2 separate regions of the Homo sapiens genome follow, and region 1 is linked to region 2. Evidence: read pairs that join two places in POLR2A ChIA-PET (ENCODE). Cell type or tissue: GM12878. All regions are shown on one strand. Links, peaks and the distances in the headings refer to the core of each region. The heading gives the core; the rest is flanking DNA.

The links. ChIA-PET counts read pairs that join two places held together with the same protein. Peaks named below come from ENCODE experiments on the same cell type or tissue, not always from the same donor. Only the 100,000 strongest peaks of a DNase experiment are listed, where the experiment ranks them.
Region 1: POLR2A ChIA-PET joins it to region 2 with 5 read pairs; 11 of 35 experiments call an interaction of 5 or more read pairs at or near these places.

What each region holds. Positions count from the first base shown.
Region 1 is chr15:64,928,316-64,932,699 of GRCh38, reverse strand. It overlaps ANKDD1A (ankyrin repeat and death domain containing 1A), which reads right to left. Exons shown (of 15, transcript NM_182703.6): 7 at 1,780-1,878; 8 at 1,115-1,213. Among named protein-coding and RNA genes, the nearest start is that of ANKDD1A, 19 kb to the right of the region's middle. RefSeq lists enhancers at 670-1,547, 1,787-1,886 and a silencer at 1,635-1,929. In GM12878, for the core only: no CTCF peak of the experiment used is centred there; DNase peaks (open chromatin) are centred at 1,569 and 2,279; H3K4me3 peaks cover 816 bases; H3K27ac peaks cover 1,898 bases.
Region 2 is chr15:64,833,704-64,838,087 of GRCh38, reverse strand. LOC124903508 (a long non-coding RNA gene) reads left to right here. Exons shown (of 4, transcript XR_007064682.1): 4 at 1,952-2,155. Among named protein-coding and RNA genes, the nearest start is that of PLEKHO2, 6.0 kb to the left of the region's middle. RefSeq lists an enhancer at 455-554. In GM12878, for the core only: a CTCF peak has its summit at 2,146; a DNase peak (open chromatin) is centred at 2,227.

The DNA.
Region 1 (4,384 bases), core at 201-4,200, 95 kb before region 2:
ATTATTATTTATATTGTATTATTTATTATTAATATTTTTGCTATACTATTGACATTTAGAACAAAGCAAGAATTCCAGAACCTGAAGCCATTCAACCAGCCAGAAAGGTTATTTGTCACTGATTCAAAAATAAAAAGCAAACCCAAAACACCAACTCACTACCTAAAGAAAGGCCACAACCCCGCTTTCCAGGTCATAGAGGAGAATTTTTACTGGCAGAACTGATGAGTACAACGGGGAGAGAGAGAAGAGGTTCATCCAGGGTCACACCTCAAGCCCCAGCTCTGTCAGGGGAAAAGCTTCATCAGTGGGTGGGAGCTCTGGAGTCAGGGGAAAAGGCTTTTGAGACTCAGCTTTGCCTCGTACTAGCTTGTGACCCTGAGAAAGTGCCCTCAAAGCTCCAGTTTTCTCATCTGCAAAATGGGTGGAATTTTTCTGGGGTAACAGTTATGAAGGGGCTTTGTGAACGATCAAGAGCTCAACAAATAGAAGACACTAACAGGGCCAGGTGCAATGGCTATCCCGCCTATAATCCCAACACTTTGGAAGGCTGAGGCAGGTGGATCACTTGAGGTCAGGAGTTCAAGACCAGCCTGGCCAACATGGTGAAACCCTGTCTCTACCCAAAAAATACAAAAATGAGCCGGGGGTAGTGGCACACACCTGTAGTCCCAGCCTCTTGGGAGGCTGAGTCAGGAAAACTGCTTGAACCCAGGAGGCGGAGGTTACAGTGAGCCAAGATCGCACCATTGCACTTCAGCCTGGGCGACAGAGTAAGACCCATCTCAAAAAAATTAAAACAAAAAAACACTAACAGGTATTGAGGTGTTGGGCCCTATTATGTCCTGGGCACTGTGTTAGGTATTTAATCCTCACAACAATGTAAAAAAGTAAATGTCACTGCACTTTATAGTTGGGAAACAAGGCTCAGAGAGGTTAAGTAACTTGCTCCAGGTCACAGGGCTCAGCAGTGGAGAAGCCAAGATCAGAACCTTGTCTGCTGCCTCGAAGCCTCTATTCACTCAGGGTTCAGGAATCCCTGTGGCCGTTACTGCCGACATGGCTATGGCTCAGCAGCCAAGAGCCGACCGCAGTCTTGGGAGGGCCTGGCTACCTGGGTGAGGGCATTCACGGTGCTCCCAGCCCTGAGGAGGAGCTGCACACAGTCAGGGTGGGATCCTCCAGCAGCCGAATGCAGGGCAGTCAGACCTTCCTGCAACACACAAGAAGAGCAATGAGGATGGTGGGGAGGCCCACCCCCAAGTGACCCCCAATCCCACGGTGAGAGGATGCCCCTTGTGCCTTGGCCCCAGGACCCCTTGAGCTCTCCACTGCCCTGCCCCTGGGAACAATGAACTTTCTTGTTTGTGATTCCATGAGCCCCACCCCTGAAGTCCTCACTTTATGGAGCACACACATGGCATAGTCACTCCTGGCTCCACATCTCTGCTCATGTTCTGCCCCGGTCAGGCTGTCTCAGCCCCTCCCCTCTATTTCCTTCTCCTCCAGCAAGCCCTCCCTCACCATCCTGTCCACGGTGACGTCTCCCTTCTTTGAACACACACTTTCTGTCTCACTTCTGGGGTGAGGCATCATGCCAAGTACTACCATTAAGCCTGGAGTTCAGTGCTGCTGCTTGTCTTTCCCTGGTGGGCTCTCAGTTCGAGATCATGCCCTCAGCCTTCTGGCTTTAGACTTCACCATGGACTGGTGGGGGTTCCTCGAAGGCAGAGAGCAAGCAAGGGTCATGCATCTCGCCATCCCCAGGCGGTGACTCACCGCATTCTGCTCCTCCAGGTCCAGCCCGATGTCCACAAGTCGCTGCAGCACAGCCATATGGCCCCGACCAGCAGCCAGATGAAGGGCAGTGTTCCCCTCCTGCAGGAAAAAGGGCTCCTGAGAGGCCAGCAGACCAGAGAGTCCCAGAATCACAGACCTGTGATGAGCTGCAGCCATGCACACTGGGTCAGTGCCACCCTGCTCCTGACAACTGGGCCAAAAACTATAACCAGGGGCAGATTCAAGGGCCAAGCCCTGGTCTTTCTTTCCTTATACTTCAAGGCAGGCACATTGCTTAAAAATTAAACAAATCCAATTCTACTTTCCACGTGCCCATCTGAAGCCGGTCCCTCCTCATGTCCCCCAGATCCATCTCCTCTCACGGCTCAAGGCCCCAGCAACTCTCCCCTGCGCTCAGGCTGTTCCAGGCAGCTGCTTGGCTCAGTCACCTGCCTCCCTCAAGTCTTTGTGTGAGACGTTAGTTTCTCATTGAGTAGCATGGCCTGCCCGGGCCACACTGAAACTACAACCCCCACCTCTGTCCTCCTGAGACTATTTTTGGGTCCTGCTTTTCCTTTCCCCACTGCACAGATCACCTGCTAACACACTCTGTCACTGGCTGAGTGCTTAGTATTTATTGTCTGACTTTTTTTTTTTTTTTAATTTTACTTTAAGTTCTGGGATACGTGTGCAGAATGTGCAGGTTTGTTACATCGGTAAACGTGTGCATTGGTGGTTTGCTGCACCCATCAACCCGTCACCTAGGTATTAAGCACTGCATGCATTAGCTATTTGCCCTGATGCTCTCCCTAACTTTGCCCCCCTTCAACAGGCCCTGGTGTGTGTTGTCCCCCTCCCTGTGTCCATGTGGTTCTCATTGTTCAGCTCCCACTTATGAGGGAGACCATGCAGTGTTTGGTTTTCTGTTCCTGTGTTAGTTTGCTGAGGATGATGGTTCCTGGCTTCATCCATGTCCCTGCAAAGGACATGATCTCATTCCTTTTTATGGCTGCATAGTATTCCATGGTGTGTATGTGCCACATTTTCTTTATCCAGTCTATCATTGATGGGCATTTGGGTTGGTTCCATGTGTCTGACCCTTCTTGCTGGAACATAAGCACCACAGGGGCATCTATTTTGTTCTCTGAAGTTTCCTTAAGTGCCTAGAATAGGGCCGGGGGTACATGGCCAACACTCAGTAGATATTTGTTCAATGAGTCAATAATGTAGGAGGGTCTTCAGGTGATCATGTGGAGAGCTTGACATGTGTCCCTGGGACTTGAGGGCCAGAGGACTGGTAGTTGCTTTGCACTTGGAAAGTCTAAAGGTGACAGTGACATAGCCAAGAGAAGCAGCTGCATGGGGCAGGGCAGAGGGCGCAACGTACTTTGTATCAGAAGTGGCCCCTGCTGAGGTCAGCCTGCGTGGGGTTGTCCTTTAAAGGGATCTCCCTGCTGGGCATGGTACCTCACACCTGTAATCCCAGCACTTTGGGAGGCTGAGGTGGGCAGATAGCTTGAGCCCAGGAATTCCAGCCTGGGCAATATAGTAAGACTCCGTCTCTACAAAAGATACAAAAATTAGCCAGATGTGGTGGTGCGTGCCTGTAGTTCCAGATACTGGAAAGACTGAGGCAGGAGGATTGCTTGAGCATGGGAAGTTGAGGCTGCAATGAGCTGTGATTACGCCACTACACTCCAGCCTGGGCAACAGAGTAAGATCTTGTCTCAAAAAAAAATTGAATTCAGCTAAAAATAATAAAATTTTAAAATAATTTTAAAAAGCCCTCAACAGCTTTGTTTTTCTCTCCTTGCCAGCTTCTCTGCAGCCTATAGCCTGCAGGCTGGCTGCTGCGAGCCAGGACAAGCGGTGGGAAATGCAATCACAGCGTGAAATCTCTGTGTTCAGAGACACGCAGGAAGCAGGTGAACCATGAAGGGCCAACACATGCCCCCAGTTAGCAGGGTGTAGAGACCGTGGCAGGGCTTTCTTCTTCCTTCTGGGTTATAAATATCCATGTCCTGCCATTTGAAGCTGCAAGTGGCACACATGGATGCCTGACAGGCGCTCGCACTTTCCTGGGCAGGGCAGGGGGCTCAGAGGCAGGACAGCTGGGCAGAAGGCAGCCTTGGCGTGGGCCCGGGGCCCTCTCCCCTCCACCTTGGGGATGTCCAGCATCTCCACTTCTGTGAGGCCTTGACAGCAACTTTGCCCTTCCAAGTGGAGTTAATAGCTCTCTCTGGACTCTCAAAGCCTCCCTAGCATTCTAGAGTACACGTGGAGTGACCTGTGTTGTCATTGACTCTAAGAGGTCTATCCCCCTTATCAGGCATTGAAAAACTTACCGTGCCCCACTCCCAGATGAAACTGAAAATGAAAACACTCCCATTGTGAAAACACAAAACTTAACAGGGGTATGCAATTTTAAAAGCTTCTTTGCAGAATTTCTGATTGCAAGATTCTGGAGAAGTTCATCAAAGCTGTATTTTATCTTTCACTGTTCTTGGTGCTCATGCTCTCCTGGGGCCCTGAGGTGTGATCATTTTGCCTCTTGGGTTTGCCAGTCCTGGCAGGCACTGCCCTCCCCGCTCTTTGCATGCCTAGT
Region 2 (4,384 bases), core at 164-4,163:
CAAGATGGTGAAACCCCGTCTCTACTAAAAATATAAAAATTAGCCAGGCGTGGTGGCAGGCACCTGTAATCCCAGCTACTTGGGAGGCTGAGGCAGAGAACTGCTTGAACCCGGAAGGTGGAGGTTGCAATGAGCCGAGATCGCACCACTGCACTCCAGCCTGGGCGACAGAGTGAGATTCCGTCTAAAAAAAAAAAAAAAATAGAAACTGGGGGAGCCCATTTTTAGATATGGTATGTGTGGTGGGGGAAGCCTTTCTGAAGAGTGGATATTTCAGCTGAGACCTAAATGATGACAAAAAAGACAGCCACACAAAGAGGTGGGGAGGAAGGGGGAGGGCATTTCCTGCAAAGGGAAGAGCAAGTGCAAAGACTCTGGCACAAGAAAGGGCTTTGGGTATTATGAAACATCAAGGAGGCCAGTGTGACAGAAGCTTAGTGAGCAAGGGAGAGCAGTAGGCTTGAGGTCACGGTGCACAGAAGGGGAATTGACTTCAGGCTATGGTAAGGACTGTGGGTTTTATTCTAAGATGAATAGTCTTAGGGAGGCATTGAGGGCTTTTAACTACACCAGCTGCAAAATCTGATTTATACGTCTTAAAAGACCCTACCTTCCAACCTGGGCAACTTAGTGAGCCTCTATCTCTACAAAAAAAATTTTTAAATAAATTAGCCAGGCATGGTGCTGCACACCTTTTAGTCCCAGCTATTTATGAGGCTGAGGCAGGAGGATCGCGTAAGGCCAGGAGTTGGAGACTGCAGTGAGCTACAAGTGCCAGCCTGAGTGACAGAGCAAGACCTTGTTAAAAAAAAAAAAAAAAAAAAAAAAGAGGTCCAGCACTGTGACTCACACCTGTAATCCCAGCACTTTGGGAGGCCGAGGTGGATGGATCACCTGAGGTCGGGAGTTCGAGGCCAGCCTGACCAACATGGAGAAACCCCATCTCTACTAAAAATACAAAATTAGCCAGGTGTGGTGGCGCATGATTGTAATCCCAGCTACTCGGGAGGCTGAGGCAGGAGAATTGCTTGAACCCAGGAGGAGGAGGTTGTGGTAAGCCAAGATTGCACCATTGCACTCCAGCCTGGGCAACAAGAGCAAAACTCCGTCTCAAAAAAAAAAAAAAAAAAAGAAAGAAAATAAAAAAGACAAGAAACATCGGGTTTCAATGGTGGGTTGGATGTGGCAGTTGAAGAAACAAATCAGGGATATGGCGTGGGTTTTTAAATTGAGCCCAAAATGGTGGTGCCATTTACTGAGATGATAAAGAAAGGAGGAAAACAGGCGTATATGGTACTGGGGAAGGAGATTAAAACCTCTGTTTTGGAGAAAGTGAATCTGACATGCCTATTGGCATCCATGTGGAAATCTCAGGAAGACAAATGGGGATATTGTTTGGTGTTCTGGGAAGAAGGGCAGGCTGGAGATAGAATATTGGGAATCATCATGTAGTTGATAATTGAGTCACCAAAGAAGGAAGGAAAGAGGGAGGGAGGGAGAGATGGAGGGAAGGAAGGAAGGAAAGAGGGAGGGAGGGAGGGAAGGAAGAGAGAGAGGATCAGTGAGAGGTCTAATGAGGAAGAGGTGTTAGCAAAGGAGGTTAACATGGAGCAGCCAGTAGACAGGAAGAAACGAGGGGAGTGTGAAGTCGTGGAAGTTAAGAGAGGATCAGCTGTATGAGAGGTTCAACAAAATGAGTGTCCGCTGCCCGGTGATGACAGTGCAAGGTGCCGTCCTGCTCTGGAAACTGGAAGACAGTAAAATAAATACCGTTTCCCGTTCAGCTCTTCTACAGACTGTCCTTGTAAGCTTCGGGCTGCGAAAGCGGGAGGGCAAAAAGCTTGGAGAGAAAGGGTCCTAAGGTGGAAGGGACGGGGCCTTTTGAGTAGTATCACATGAGATAATGCCAAAAATGCATTTTATAACCCCCTCTGTGCTAATGTCATTGTAGCTATTATTAATGAGCCAGGGACTGAACTGAGACCTCTCAATGACAGCGAGCAGATAAGACGTGTGGAAGGATATTCCGAGGAGGAAATTTCAAAATGAAGAAAACCCTTTCCTCTTGAGATCTTGCCTCCAAACCAGGCTTTGGGTTGGGCGAGATCCGAGAGCAGCGTTGCACCTCAATCCAGACTGACCTCACGGCGGCAGCAGGGAGCAGAGTGTCGGGCGGATGCCCAGAACCGCCCGAAGCCGAAGGGGAGGAAGTACAGCCCCAGGAGGTAGGGCTCCCTCTGGCCTCGCCTCCCTACGCCGCGGGCCAATCAGGATGCAGCTGGTAGGCCCACGGCGCGTGGAGCGGGGAGGAGCGAAGACCCGAGGACCTTTAATCCACCACCAGGCAGTGTCTAGTTACATGTTCGATACCTTTCCCTTCAGGGACTTTGTTGCTCAGACAAAATCCTGTGTGGGGAGTACAACCACTTTGAAGAAAGATCTCACAGTTTCATATGAAACTAAATATACAACTACTCTATGACCCAGAATTTCTCACCTAGGTATTTATTCAAAATAAATTAAAACATAAATCCAGGCCGGGCGCGGTGGCTCACGCCCGTAATCCTAGCACTTGGGGAGGCCGAGGTGGGTGGATCACTTGTAACGAGCTCGAGACCAGCCTGGGCGACATGGCGAAACCCCGTTTCTACTAAAAATACAAAAAAATAGCCGGGCGTGGTGGCAAGCGCCTGTAGTCCCAGCTACTCCGGAGGCTGAGGCACGAGAATGGCGTGAACCCGGGAGGCGAAGGTTGCAGTGGGCCGAGATCGCGCCACTGCACTCCAGCCTGGGCGACAGAGCAAGACTCCGTCTCAAATTAAAACATACATCCAGCCGGGCGCGGTGGCTCACGCCTGTAATTCCAACACTTTGGGAAGCAGAGGCGGGCGGATCACCCGAGGTAGGGAGTTCGAGGCCAGTCTGACCAAAACGGTGAAACCCCGTCTCTACTAAAAATACAAAAAATTAGCCGGGCGTGGTGGCACGTGCCTGTAGTCCCAGCTACTCGGGAGGCTGAGGCAGGTGAATCACTTGAACCTGGAAGGCAGAGGTTGCAGTGGGCCGAGATCACGCCACTGCACTCCAGCCTGGGCGAGAGAGCGAGACTCCGTCTCAAAAAAAAAAAAAAAAAAAAAAAAAGATGCTAGAACAAGCTAAACTAATCCATGGTTAAAAATAAAATCAGAACAGAGGTTGTCTAAGGACTGAGAGTGGGGATTGACTGAGAAGGGGCACAAAGGAAGTTTCTAGGTGATGATAATGTTCTTACAATTTCATGCAGTGGAGGAGACTGTCCCCTATCTGTGCTATCCAATGTAATAGCCACTAACCACATGTGGCAATTGAGCACTGGATTTGAGTTTCACTTAGTTTTAATTGATTTAAGTTTAAATTAAAATAGCCACATGTGGCTAGTGGCCACTGTATTGGACAGCACAGTTGTAAATCCTGATAGGGGTTTGGGCTACACAGGTATATTAATTTGCAAAGGTCTTCTAATGATACTCCTAAGACTTATGTGTTTCACTGTATGTGAAGTTTACATTAAACATGTAAACATGGTCCAGCATGGTGGCTCAAGCCTATAATCCTAGCACTTTGGGAGGCCAAGGTGGGCGGTTTGGTTAAGCTCATGAGTTTGAGACCAGCCTGGGCAGCATAGTGAGACCTTGTCTCTACAAAAAATACAAAAGTTAGCTGGGCATGGTGGTGTGTGCCTGTAATCCCAGCTACTTGGGAGGCTGAGGTGGGAGGTTGGCTTGAGCCCAGAAGGCAGAGGTTGCAGTGAGTGAAGATCTTGCCACTGCACTCCAGCCTGTGCAACAGAGCCAGACCCTCTCTCAAAAAAAAAAAAAAAAAAAAAAAAAAATGCTAGGCACAGTGACTAATGCCTGTAATCCCAGCACTTTGGGAGGCCGACGCGGGTGGATCGCAAGGTCAGGGGTTCGAAACCAGCCTGGCCAACATGGTGAAACCCAGTCTCTACTAAAAATACAAAAATTAGCTGGGCGTGGTGGCAGGCATTTGTAATCCCAGCTACTTGGGAGGCCAAGGCAGTAGATTGGTTTGAACCCAGGAGATGGAGGTTGCAGTGAGCCGAGATCGCGCCATTGCACTCCAGTCTGGATGACAGGACAAGACTCTGTCTCAAAAAAAAAAAAAAAAGTAAACATAGCCAGGCATGCACCTGTTGCCCCAGTGACTAGACAGGCTGAGCCCAGAGGGTCACTTGAGCCCAAGTATTTGAGTCCAGCCTGGCAGCAGAGTGAGACTCTGTCTCTAAAAAGATTTTTAAATGTAATTCATTATTATTTTTCTATGAGACAGAGTCTTACTCTGTTGTCCAGGCTGGAGTGCAATGGTATCATCACAGCTCACTGCA